Regions from separate parts of the Homo sapiens genome. Here region 2 is linked to region 1. Evidence: chromatin contacts called from ENCODE Hi-C data. All regions are on one chromosome and are shown on one strand. The core of a region is the stretch at or near the end of the contact, and the rest is flanking DNA. Distances in the headings are between cores, read along the strand shown.

Region 1 (6,291 bases), core at 1-2,500:
GCCCTCAGAAATTTATAATCTGTTTAAGGGCAAGGGGATGAACAAGTCCGAGGTCCATAATCAAGATGCCCACACACAGCACAGAGGCCAAGCATATGGCCACTCCAAGGAGGGAGGTTCCACAGGTGACTGAGATGCCAAAAGGGAGCCCAGTTGGCCTGCAGCAGGCCCGTACCGAGATGTCGTGGTACAGCGACTTGCCGTACATCCGCTTATACTCTGATCTGATGTCCAGGAGGTCGGTCTCGCTGCGAGACACCATGATGCGAATCAGGGTCCGGTCCTTTGTTCCTGCCCCCTAAAGAGAGTCCACCCAAGAGCATGAGCACCAGGCCTCCTCACCTTCCCACCTGCCCTGGGCCCTCCAGTCCCCTCCCTACCCAGGTCCTCGGAACTCTCAGCTGAGATTTAGCTCTCCCCAGGCCTTCTGCCCTCAGCCCTTGGTCCCAGGCACAGGCGAGGCTAAGGTTCCATCGCAACCTGCACATGGAAGTTACATACCCTCATGGCCTTGTTGAGCCTCTCCGCAAAGAAGGCTGGGGTATTCTTGAGACATTTCACTAGAAGAGAGAAACTCGGCATAACCAGATCTGCAGAAAATTCTCAGCCCAAGCAGGGCATGGAGTCTACAAGTGTCCTCTTAGAGGCCCAGATGTCAAACCCATCACTGCATCCATCTTTTCTCCTCCTCCTTCTGTTCCAGGCTCAACTATCCCATGATCTTGGCTCCAGCTATTTGGAACAGAAACACGCAAAGCCTGGAAACCAACCCACCCTCTTTCCTGGCAACCACTGCGGTGAAAGGACCAAGAGTCAGAGGGGCGGGGGTCTTAGTGGGGCTAGGAGCTACACAGGGAAGCAATGTGGATGGTGATGAGGAACTGTGCTGCTGCTCAGGCAGGAGGGGCAGACTGGAGAGGCCATGACCGTCATGGAGAAACCGTGGCTGAGTGGAATGTGCATCTCCCTAGGCTTCCCAGGCCATGAGACCTACTATGGGGGACAGGCAGGGAAATGAGGATTTTCCATCTCTCCCATCCAGAAAGCTCCAAAAAAAGCATAATGAAAAAAGGGGCAGACTGATTTTCCCAAGTGAGTAGAAAGAGGGGTTGTGAGGGCCTCAGGGCAGGGACCCAACTCTGCACAGTGGGAGGGCCCTGCTAGAGGACATGGGCAATGTAAGAGGCACACCACCATCCTGGAGCCAAGCCAGCTTTCCTCAGCATGGGCCTGTTTCGCTGCTGCAAGTAAAAATCTTTCCACGTGTTTCCATCACAAACATCTGACAACTGCCTGCAGGGATGTATTTTTAGAGGAAACGTGGCAGGATATGAGTCATACTCCTCCGGGAGCGCAGTTGGATGCCCTCCCACTAATACCCACACTGCAGTTCCCTACTCCAGAGCTGCACCGCAAACACACACAAGACACCTCCAGGACAGCTAGGGGTTCAACTGCACAGGGAACCGGGAAGCAGCATGACTTCCCAGCATCTGGACACTCTGGGCTGAGCGATCTTGGATCCTGTGGTCCCTTCACGGTGTCACCCATCAGCTGGAGGACAGGCGAGCAGCCTGAACACTCACGATACACGTTAGCCCCTGGCAGGTGGGCGGCAAACCTGAGACACTTACCCACGGCCAGCATGCCCTCCTCCAGGTCCCCGGACATCTCCCGGCAGATGCTCTTCTCAATGTCCCGGCCTGTCATTCTCTGGTACTCATTGAAAACTATGGGGATGACAGAGGCTTATATTATGAACTGAAATGTGTCTCCCCAAAGTTCATATGTGGAAGTCCCAACTCCCAGGACTTCAGAATATAACCGTGTTTGGAGATAAGATCTTTAAAGAGGTAATTAAGTTAAAACATGCTGCTAGGGTGTACCCTAATCCAATTCGCCTGGTCTCCTTAGAAGAAGAGAAGATTAGGACACACACAGAGATCCCAGGGATGTGCACATGCAGAGGAAAGACCATGTGAGCACAGTGATTGTCACGAAGAGGCCACGGGAGAAACCGGCACCCCACTCTTGGATATCTGGCCTTCAAAACTGTAACAAAATGAGTATCTGCTGCTTAAGCCACCCAGTCTGTGGTATTTTGTCATGGCAGCATGAGCAGACTAACAGAGGACTCACATGAGGTGGCCTCTGCCCCAAAATCTCCCACCTGCCACTCTGCTCCCACACCCTGCACGTCCCCAGGCCTGCTAGCGCTCAAGGAAGTCAGAGTCTTCGTCACAAGTTACATGCACCACCTGATGTCCCTCCCTGTGTGGTCCCTTTCTCAGGACTGCCAATCTGCTTAACCAAATCGCACCTTAATACCCCTCCAGGGCCCACTCCCATGTACTCCAAGACAGTGTCCCCTCTTCTCAAATCCTCCACACCTCCAGTCTCTGCCATTCCTTGGCTTTATTCATGCATCCATCTGTCTTCCTCAGCCTGCCTGTGAGCTGAGGCCCAGCCTGCCCCAGCCAGCCTGGCTTCTTGCTGCTCACCTCGACCTAGGACACGCTAAGCACCCACAGGAGTGGATGGCTGGCTCCTAGAGAGACAGGTGGCATGATGGAGACCTTGGTCCTGACTCCAGTTCTGACCCAGGACATAAAACTCTCCTTCCCCAGCCTGAGTCTCAGCTACCATTTGCATTTTAAAGTTGTGATTTCTGCTCTGTGTGTATCTGTCTCAATTAATATCTTCTTCCAATCAGCTACTCTTTTCTCCTAAGTAATAATGTTTGTGAAGCCATGGGCTTGATGCACTACTTACATGTTCTGTACTCATTAAAAGAAATAATGATTAAGATGAAAATGCTTTCACTCAGGCTCCATTACAGGATAGTGCAGAGGTTAAAAAGTGTGCTCTGGGGTCGGGTGGTCTGGGTTCAAATCCCAGCTCAGCTGTTACTAGCTGTGCACCCCTACTTCCTCTACCACCCTGTGCCTGCTTTCACAGCTGCGAATGGGGAGAGCCACAGCGCCTGTCTCTGTGTGCAGCACAGAGCGGTCGCTGGGTTTTCACCCTCACTGCCCACTGGAGCAGCCCTGGCCACAGCCCACCAGTTGCTCCGTGTGGTCACCATCCTCAGTCCTTGCCTGCCACCTCACACTGGCCTCCAGGACCCCCTTCCTCTGCGTCCTCCTCCCTCCCTAGCTGCTCCTTCTTAGTCTCCTCACACCGGTGGGCTCCCCACAGTCTCCCTCCTGAGGGGACCTCCTGCAGTCCCAGAGCCTCAGATAACTTCAACTACCCATAGCTCCCTTACCTTCCACAACCAGGCCAGACCTCTCCTGACCTCCACACTCAGCAACCCAGCAGCCTCCCTGCAGCTCCACCCTACAGGCACCTAAAGCCAGCTCCACCTACAGTCCCCCTGTCTCAGTTGAGGGCCATTCTCCCACTGCTTGGCCTAAAGAAACCCTGTATAATCCTCGAACCCTCTCTCTCCCACACGTCACGTGTCCAATTCATCAGCAAACATGGCCGGAACCTGACACCTCCTCACCACAAGCCCCTATTACCACCATTCCTCCCCGGGTCCCTGCAGCAGCCTCCCGACAGGCTTCGCTGCTTGGCCTTGCACCCTTCACTCCATTCTCGGCACCACAGCCAGGGATTCTGCACAGCCTCCTCTGCTCAGGGCCCTCCACTGGCTTCCTCTTTTGCTCAGGATAAATACCCAGCTCCGGGAAGTCATCAGCAGGGCCCTCTCCCCTCTCTGCCCTCACCTCCCACTCCTCTTGCTCACTCCACCTGCTCCACATGGTCCCCCTTCACTGTTCTCAGTCGTGCTGGGAGCCCCAGGCAGGCCTCTGCCCCTGCATCTCCCTTTAGGTTTTTAAATCAAATGTCACGACCTCAGTGGGGACTGGCCCAAGCACCTCCCGGTGGACCCTACCATCACTCCCTACCTGTTTCCAGCTTGATTTTCCTCTACAGGATTTCCCATCTGATACAGATTTTATTTCATTGTTGTTTACTGTCTGTCTCCCCAAATGAGAAAGTGCAGCCCATGGAACACACTCTGCAGTGCCCTGCCCCCCACCGTGGCCCCACACCTGCTCCACCACCTGACAGACTGACCCATGCGGGAGCGCGATTTACATCTGTTGAATGAATGAGTAAATGAATGGCACCCAGTTTTATTGTTATGACTGTTTCTTATGCCAGGCTTTGGAAAACACTGGATTGGGTGCTCCCGAAGGACCCTCCCAACTCTGACGTTCCACATTCCCACGTACAAAGACACCAGGTTTCTACACCGGTAGAACCTCCAGAACTGGATGTTTGCCAGAACTCAGGAAACCCTCTGACAGTGTCTTTTAAATTCCCACCAGGGGGCTCTTTTGAGGAGGCGAAAGCCCCACGCAGGGAGGAACGACCAAGTGTTCCCATAGCTTTGTTTCCCCACAATCCCCTGACTGCCCTCATCTAACTGGCCTCTGAGGGACCCCAGCCTGCCTTACCTGCTACCAGGTGGGCCCGGCTCCGGGAGCACAGAACCGCATTGAACTTGGACTCGTCTGTTCCCAGGCGGTTCTCCCCGGCCGCATACAGCTCCTGGAGAGAGAGGAAGACGCACATGTGGCACAGGCCACACCCAGACCCCAGGCCCAGGTCACCCAGGAGAGCCTGGTAAACTTCTGAAGGTTTGAGCCTAAAGTATTTGCCAATTTGCAACCTCTGAACTAGATGGCCTCTAAAGTGCCTGCTAGGCCTCAGGTAGCAGCCCTGAAAAAGAGCAGAAAGCAGCAATCAGGGGCTGAGATCCCACAGGTCAAGATGAGGCCAAAGCAGCTCTGGACTGAGAAGGCAGAGCATGAGACAATTTTTGCCCCGCTAAAAGTGGCATGCAAAACTCTCGCTGGAGCAAAAGCCAGAGCCCTGAGCCCCAGGCGTGTCCAGCCCTGACTCCCAGAATGGGAATGGATGTTACCAGCCAGAGAGACACTGAATAAGGCAGACCCTGCAGGAGCAGCAGGTCTGAGACCAGGGCAGAGGCAAGTGCTGACTGGGCACAGAAGACCGAGCCAGGAGTATAGGCCCTTGTCCGGGCTCTGCTTCTAGCTTTCAGTTGGGAACAGTGCTCAACCTTTTTGAGCCTCAGTTTCCTCCTCCGGAAAAGGAGGACCAGCAAAAGGACCAGACCAGAGGAGTAGCTCTCCTCCAGCCCTAACAAGGGGGCATTCCTTGAGGTCTCATTCCAATCCCGCAGATGGTAGAGATAATTTAGACCACTGGCAGCTCCTGGTGAATGCCCTGCCGTGGATGACAAGAGCAGTGAAGGGAGACAGAGAGGTATGGCCAACTCCACCCCACCAGGAAGTAATGGCTCTGCCCTGCCATAATACTACGGTTGAAATTCATTAGTGGGAAACCCAAACTTTTCGAGAGAGTAGCTCAGATGCCTGGACTTTGCTTGGACTTTTCCCCTTTTGTCTGCAACTCACAAGAGGGACAACGACAGAATTCTAAGGGTGCTCAACTAATGTGGCAGCTGGTTTCTAGGCTCAAATCCTCAAAAACTTAATAAGCAAGTGCAAATTTTGCCCCTTTGCAAACATAATGCTATGTGCAACTAAACATGGGGAAAGTACGCTGTCACACAAAATCCCACGTCCAAAACCATGATCTATCAACTATCGAAATACTAATTATCTCACATGTTCCCTCCTATAGGTGGGGAAGCTGAAGCCCTGGAGGTCAGATTACCTGTTCTAGGTCATACAGTTGAACAGTTCAGCGCGTCTGAAACTCACAGCATCTGCAACCCACTGCTTATCTATTGTTCTTTCCACCCTAGGGTACCTCTCTCAGGAAGCAAGAAAGCGGGGTGCATCCCTGCTTTAGGAAGTCCAGGGGCTTGGCCATCACACTCACCTGGGCATCTCTCTGGGCGAGTGACATGTCCACGTTTGTGCTTTCATCACGGTTTCCCTGAAAGGAAGCAGGTGTATGGTCATGCCCACTCCTTCCCCATTTATTTTCCCTTTCCTCATTGCGGGGATCCCATCTCTTTGACTTCCATGGCTTGGGGGCCCCGAGCCCTGTCGTGGGAAAAGTACCTGAGAGAGAGAGATGAGGAGCCGCTGGAAGTGCCCTGATGTGTCGCTTCGAATGGCCTCTTCCAGGGTCTTTTTGAATTCTGAAAGGGAGAAGCAAGGAAGGTCCATCCTGTAGCTCTCTTTATGGAGCTGCCCATTGCAAAACACTATCAAAAGTGGGTACTGGGGAGAAAAAGGCTGGAGGTCTTGGCTCGGGCTCAAGAGAACAAATAGCCCATATGGC
Region 2 (7,247 bases), core at 2,362-4,861, 350 kb after region 1:
GAGCATTGCCGGCTGAGGGAACAGTGTCCAGGCTCTGAGGCAGGGGTGATTTTGATGACTTCAAGAAACAAGAATGTCAGGGTGGCCCAGGGAGTGGCGTTGGAGCAGGGAGGTGGGAAGGAGATGCCGTGGGAGATGTGTGTGAAGCCTGGCTGCAGAGGCCCTTGGGGGCCATGGGAGAGACCGTGCATTTTCTTCTAGGTCTGCGTGGGAAGTCACTGCAGAGTTTCGAGGAGGGGAGTTCCCAGCTCTGTATTTTTGAAGGGTCAGTCTTGTTGCTTGGACCAGTGAGGAGCCCCGTGGGATCCAGACTCGAGTGGGTGGAGCCGGGGCAGGTGGGAGCAGAGACACTGGAGGAAAGCTGGTCGAATGCACTGTGTATTTGGAGGCAGAACCAGCAGAGGGTCCTCTGGGTTGAGTGTAGGGCAAAAGAGAAAGAAGGCACCAAGCCTGGGGTCTGGGTTTTCTCTCTTACACTTGCTGGGTGGACGGTGGTGCCACTGAATGAGACGGAGAAGAGTTGGGGGGAGCTCGGTTGGGGTTGGGGGACCAAGGCTGCGTAGTGGGGCACAGTAAGAGTAAAATATCGTTAGCTGTCTTAGGAGGACAAGTAAAGTAGACATTAGGGTATTTGACCGGGGGCATGGCCAGGACTGGACATCTGAGTGTGTCACTCAGCAATGTTTAGATGGTATTTAAGCCTTGTGAATTATGAGATCATCGAGAGGGCTCAGGGCAGGGTGAAGGAGCTAGGACTGTGAGTGAGGCCCACCAGCATCTAGAGGGGTCTGAAGGAGGAGGAGGAGGAAGAGCAGGGAGGAAGGCAGTCAGGGGCATATGCTTGGGGTCCCCGAAGCAGGGTGTGTCAGTGGAATGGTTGGAGGAGGAGAGAATGACCAGCTGTGACCAATGAGGTCAGATACCATGAGGAAAAGTCTTGGCCTCCAGCTTTGGCAAGAGGGAGGCAGGTCCCTGGGGGCCTTGAATAAGATGGGTGGGGATGGAGCCTGCAGGATTCGGCAGGTGGTGACCAGTCACCTTCAGGTTGCTCAGCATGCCAGTGTAAGACACCTGGGGAGGGAAAGGAAGCGGTCATGCATTCTATCAGGAAAACCCTTCCCAGCTAGTCAGTTCAGGGGGAGGACTGAGAAGCGGGAAAAGGGTGTGGTGTGATATGGTAGAAAGGGCTCTACCCCCTTGGCTTGGTGCTGTATCCAGTACTTGAGACGGTATCTGGCACTCGGGATGTACTCCGTGAATATTTGTTGAATGAATGAGTGAGGAGTGAATGAATGAACTGAGACTTGTGATTCAGCCCTTCTCCCCACTGCCTGACATTTTGGTCTTGGCCCTCCCTGGGCCCCAGTGCTCTGCTTTTGTAAAATGGAGGGATTGGTTCTTGGTGGGGGTTCTTTACTTAGTGTTCACAGACCATTGTGGGAGCCAGCAGTGGGAAGCTGTGACCCCTCTAAAATTTCATGCAAAATACTGGGCATGTGTGCATTTTCTGAAAGTGATCTGTGATCCAGAAGAGGTTGGATCACAGATCACTTTCAGGTTGGATGAGACTTCCTGGGGCTTTCCTTGAGCCCTTTCTTTCCATTCTAGCCCCTGGGGCTAGTTACTGAGTAAAATAGGTAGAAGTGGCTCAAGGCTTGAGATCACCGGTAGTCATAGAGAAGCGTGGTCCTGTTATTTATCGTGAGATGGTGATAAATGGCAGTGAAATGCCAGTGTGGTGTAAAGTAGTCACAGAAAAACAGGAGGCAGCTTTATTAACAGAGCCCACGTTGTGTTTTGTTGTATATGGAAAAGCCCTCCCTGGTTCAGGAACCTGTGTGATGTATTTGGGTGGGCGCCTTTCTGTTGTGGTGCACATGGGGTATGGGTTCCTGCAGGTGGGAAGTTGGGGTTGGGGGTGGTGCTCCTCTGGGGCGAGCTCATTGCTTAGAGCAAGCCTATTTTCATTCTCTAGCTAAAAGCCCAGCCTTTCCTGAGCATAGATGCGCCCCCTGCTCATTGTAGTTAACAGTAGGGAGGAGGCTCAGCCCTGGCCAGTGAATGGCCTGGGCCACTGGATAGCTGCTTATCTGTGCCTGGAGTCTATCTCCAGGGCTGGAGAGCTGGGGTGTGTGGCAGAGATGCTGGGCTGTTTCCCCCTGTCCTCACCCTGTGGTGGTGCCTGGTCCTATGCAGTCTCATCCTGTGTTGGGAACCTCTGAGGGGACCTGGGTCAGCCCTCCCAAGGGGTGATGTCTTCGTATACACCAGATAGTGCACTGAAATGAGTTCAGGGTTGCAGAAAGGGGAAGAAGCAGCACAGCCTGATGTCTGTGACCCATAGTCTCTCCAGGGTGGAGTCCGCTCTGAGATCTTTTCCTCTTCCTTCCCTGGGGCATAGGGTCATCTGAGGTTGAAGGAGTTTGTCCAGATATTCAGGAAGGTAGGTTCAGGTTATCTGTCATCTGCGGGGCCTGAGGGGCCATGTGGGATGTGAGCTAGGAGCATGCCCTACCTGGCAGTGTGGACTTTGCTCTGTGAAGCATGTTCACAGTGCTGGTTTCCAACCTAACTTCCTTCTCTCTTTCCTCTGCCCCGCTTAGTTGGCTGGAGTTGTCTTCCTTGGAGTCGGGCTGTGGGCATGGAGCGAAAAGGTAGGTGTAACTGTCGCAGGACACTGAGCTTCAGGCAGCCAAAACCAGATTCGTTGGACTTCATTTTCCCTCCTCCAATCTGTTCCCTGACAACAAGCATTTCTTGTGCAGTGTCAAGGTGTATAATTGTCAATCTTTACAGACACAGCTCTTGCGTACTCTGCCCACATGATAGTATTGGCTGCTGGAGGTATGGGCTGGGCTGGTTGGGTTTTGAGCCCTGTGGATGTGGAGAGCTCAGCTCTTGTATGCAGCTGTGCCCAGAGCAGGCTTGGGCAATCCAGCTTCCTGACCCTGTCTGTGCCTCTGGGAGCAAGCGGGCAGGTCCCTGAATACAGGCATGCTTATTGTGGAAGCCCTTATCCTCCAGGATGAGAAAGAGCAGGCAGCAGGGAGCGGGGCTGGGTGACATGCCCCCAGGGTGCCCTGTGGGGCAGGGGTGGGCCTTTAAGCACCTCTGGGCCTCCTTGCCCAGCCTCAGGAGGAGAGGGGAGGAGTGGAGACCTGGCTCCTACTGTCGGGAAGGACATGGTGCAGTTGCGGCTCCAGGAAGGGGATGAGACTGGATATGGGCAGGGTGGGGCTGTGCTGCTGCTTGTTGCCCTGTGGCAGGGGTGCTGGGGAGGCAGTGAGGGCTGAAAAAGGCCAGGGAGGGAAGAGGGGAGGGGAGGGAAGCAGTAAGGTGGAGCAGGCCTGGCCAGAAAGAGCCAGGAATAAAGCTTCCTCTAGTGTCTTGAGCCTAGGCCTTCTTCCTTCAGTGGAACCTCCCTTTGCTTCCAGCAGGAGGAGGCAGGAGAACCTAGGTCTACAGGCTTTCCTGCCATGGTCTTAGGGACTGGATAAGGCCCACCTTCAGGTTTGGGCACCTTCCAAGTGGCCTGTGAACCCCTAAAGGGCAAGAGCTGGGGTACGATGTCCCTTTGCCCCAGTGACCCAGAAGCAGGTTCAATCTGTGCCTCACAGCACCACCGTGTGGCTTCCCCTGGGACTGCAGCCGCCTAACTGGGTGTGGCCCTGAGTGTGGAGCTGGCTACTACAATTCCTTTGAATCTGTCGATCTAAAATAAGTGAAAAGGCCAGAACCTAGTTTAGAGAGAGTTTATTCAAGCACACATGTTGAGGACAGGCCTACCCAGGAAGCACAAATTCCAAAGAATGGAAGTCAGCCTTCCTGTTCGAAATGTAGGAGCTTGGGATCATTTATCCAGCCAAAGCCAGACAGAGACTCTGTTGCCCAGGCCGGAGCGCAGTGGCTGGATCTTGGCTCACTGCAACCTCCGCCTCCCTGGTTCAAGAGATTCTTGTGCCTCACCCTCCCAAATAGCTGGGATTACAGGCATGTGCCACCATGCCTGGCTAATTTTTGTATTTTTAGGTAGAGATGGGGTTTTGCCATGTTGGCCAGGCAGGTCTTGAGCTCCTGGCCTCAAGTGATCTGCCCTCCTCGGCCTCCCAAAGTGCTGGGATTACAGACGTGAGCCGCCATGCCCAGACACCTATGTATGTCTTGATGCTTAGTCACAATGTTCTGATTAGTTGAGGCGGTCTTTTTCTTTCAGGAAAGGTATGTTTAACATTCCACACTGAAGATGTAATTGTCCCTGGGTCTTAGATGATATCTGATCTGAGTTAGTAAAGAACAATGAAGGAAGCAGTTAAACTATAACAGAGATCAGTGACTGGAAGGGGGGCTGTGGTCTCTCCGGTCCCTTAGTTCAACCATAATCTAAGAAACAGAATTGCAAACATGCTACATGACTCAGTCTCCAGGGCTTAGCTTCCCCCTTGGCGTTTTACAAACCCTATGGAACTGCTCTGCCCATTGTGTGACTGTGTTTATATTTAAATTGAAATTGAATATAAATTAAAATTCAGTCCTTCTGTCTCATTAGCCACATTTCAAGTGCTCCACGATACCTGTGGCCAGACAGTGGGGGTATAGTCTAAAACACCTCCATTGGTGTAGAAACTTCTATGGACAGCATTGCTTTGGCCTGCCCTTGGGCGTGTTTTCTACTAGAGTGTTCATATTGAGGCTGTTTTCATCTCAGAAGAGTAGTGTTCTTCATTAATTAGGTGCCAAATTGGGGGACTAACAAGGTCAGCCACCTGGGTGACCAGTTTGACCACAGGCCACAGGGCCCCGTTTCCCTCCAGGCCTGGAATAGGCACCCCACAGGCTGCAGAAGAAGCCTGGTGGCTGCCTAGGAGGAACTTGTAGCGTAGGTGGAGGCCAGGAACACTTTCTGGGACCTGAGGTGGGCAGGGATCGCCTGGTCGGAGGGGCCCCTAAGGGCATGGATGGGGCCGGACTCTGGCCTGGCTGTCAACAAGAGGGCTGAGCCTGGGGAAGCAAGTCCCTGTTTTCAGTACCACCTGCATCCCCCAGGGCAGCATCCTTGACTCCCCTTCTGGGCCAGTGCTGCCCTGCTTTCTCTGTCTCTTTCAGGGTGTGCTGTCCGACCTCACCAAAGTGACCCGGATGCATGGAATCGACCCTGTGGTGCTGGTCCTGATGGTGGGCGTGGTGATGTTCACCCTGGGGTTCGCCGGCTGCGTGGGGGCTCTGCGGGAGAATATCTGCTTGCTCAACTTTGTGAGTGGCCACAGAGACAAGAGTGGGATAGGATGCAATGGGGTACAGGCTCTGCTGGGCAGGATTATATGTTACCTGGTCAGAGCAGGTGGCAGCTCTTAGGAGCCTCCCCTAGGCCCCTGCCTGGGAGCAGGAGGCAGCCATTTGCACTCTACTGTCTAGAGAAGCTGGTTCCTCCCAGCAGGAGAATTAGGTACCCTCTGGTTTTTAGCCCTGGGTGGGAGGAGCCAGCTGCCTATAGGCCAGCTCTACTCCCCGCTCCTTTGCCTTTTATCTTCCTTCAGAAATTCTAAAAGAATTGTTTGTCTGCTACTGTCCTTTGCCCTTCCTGGCTAAGATCAAAAGATGTTGCAAGTAACCTTAAATCATTTCCCTCCTCCAAGGATGTGTGAGTCTGTTGGATGTACAAGTCAGAATCCCAAATTTCCTGGCAGAACTGCAGATTACTAAGAGTTTAGTTTTATATTTAGATACAAATTCATGTTTAGATTTATTCAGTTAAATAACACCTGGTGGGGAAAACACATTATCATATTTTGCAGTATATTGTTTGTTGACTTCATTAGATCAAGCTTTCTTTTTCTTGGACATAATTTTAAAAGCAAAACTATGGGCTTTTTGTCCTAATTTTTTCTCTGGAAAAAAAAAAGAAAAGCTATGTTTAGCATCTTGCTTTTATATGAACAGAGATTACGTTTTGGCAGGCCTTGTGTGCATATGTGTGTTTCCTTTTTCTTTTCTTTTCTTTTTTTTTTTTTTGATACCGAGTCTCGCTCTGTTGCCCAGGCTGGAGTGCAGTGGCGTGATCTCGGCTAACTGCAAGCTCCGCCTCCCGGGTTCACACCATTCTCCTGCCTCAGCCTCCCGAGTAGCTGGGACTACAGGCGCCCGCTACCATGCCTGGCTAATTTTTTTTTGTATTTTTAGTAGAGACGGGGTTTCACCGTGTTAGCCAGGATGGTCTCCATCTCCTGACCTTGTGATCCTCTCGCCTCGGCCTCCCAAAGTGCTGGGATTACAGGCGTGAACCACCGCGCCCGGCCGTGTGTATGCTTTTTCTTACTTTGAAAGATTACTCCAAATTGGCCGGTTGTGGCAAGCTGCTTAGTGTCTTATATGGCCAGTGATAATGTCTGTGAGAGCGCAGACTGCAGGCTGGGAGTCTGCCCTGATGGGATGTGGACCTGTGGCTGCACTGGCCCCTTGCAGAATGCCACCACTGCTTGTGGCCTGGGGCAGCTGAGCTTCTGGAGGGGTCTTTATGCTGACGATCATATACTTTCATGCAGAGTTGGTACAGATAACATTGGCACTTCCAGAATTGTAAAGAGCCCTGCAGGGAACTCACATGTCCTGCATGAACTATGTGACCTCAGGCAAGCTATGTACCTCGTGACATAGCCATAGTTTCCTCATCCCTAAAGTGAGGTAACAGATACGTAGGCACTCGATGGTTTTGTGTGTGTAGTGGGGAGTCATCAGATAATGTCTTGGGCACAGTGTCTGTCCTAAAGGAGCCGACACCCCAGGATGCCACCCTGGAGGGTCCAGGTGGAACTGCTGGGGTAGGACAGCCATTCATTCCTGTGATAGGGGTCTCCTCCTTGTCCAGGGAGGAGGGCTGCTTCATAGCAAGTGATTGACACATTGGCTTGGAGCTTTCTCACACTTTTTCACGCATTTGAGTGTTATCAGCAATGCAGTGACATGGGTAGGGATAAATAGCCCCTTTTTACAGATGAAGCGAAGTTGTGCAGAGTCACCCAGCTAACTCTAAGTGTGGGGTTCTGGGGCCCCGATGTGGGACTCTCAGGTGCAGAGCCCACGCTCTGCTGAGGATGGTGGTTCTGGGTCAGGTGGGGTTATGTGTGTGGGGGTGCAGGCTGGTGGGGTGGTGACTTCTGCTCCCGTCCCCTTCCCCTGCAGTTCTGTGGCACCATCGTGCTCATCTTCTTCCTGGAGCTGGCTGTGGCCGTGCTGGCCTTCCTGTTCCAGGA

The links. Hi-C counts contacts between places; a loop is a spot of excess contacts on that map. Pooled maps may share reads with other maps.
Region 2: a loop to region 1 is called in a pooled map of ovary, with 3 times the contacts of the local background. The contact joins two enhancer-like sites. A Hi-C loop is called at or near these places in 1 of 168 maps with a recorded cell type or tissue (heart right ventricle) and 6 of 50 pooled maps.

What each region holds. Positions count from the first base shown.
Region 1 is chr10:80,157,466-80,163,756 of GRCh38, forward strand. ANXA11 (annexin A11) reads right to left here. Exons shown (of 16, transcript NM_145868.2): 10 at 6,069-6,148; 11 at 5,884-5,940; 12 at 4,470-4,563; 13 at 1,635-1,730; 14 at 502-560; 15 at 176-298. Among named protein-coding and RNA genes, the nearest start is that of PLAC9, 28 kb to the left of the region's middle. RefSeq lists enhancers at 717-1,916, 1,014-1,555. Within about 2 kb of position 1,251, at least 27 of the 41 ENCODE cell types and tissues checked have a DNase peak (open chromatin) inside an H3K27ac peak, as active enhancers do; they include heart right ventricle, where a contact is called at or near this core.
Region 2 is chr10:80,502,125-80,509,371 of GRCh38, forward strand. It overlaps TSPAN14 (tetraspanin 14), which reads left to right. Exons shown (of 9, transcript NM_030927.4): 3 at 2,604-2,654; 4 at 5,104-5,250; 5 at 7,177-7,247. Among named protein-coding and RNA genes, the nearest start is that of TSPAN14-AS1, 30 kb to the right of the region's middle. Within about 2 kb of position 3,612, at least 34 of the 41 ENCODE cell types and tissues checked have a DNase peak (open chromatin) inside an H3K27ac peak, as active enhancers do; they include heart right ventricle, where a contact is called at or near this core.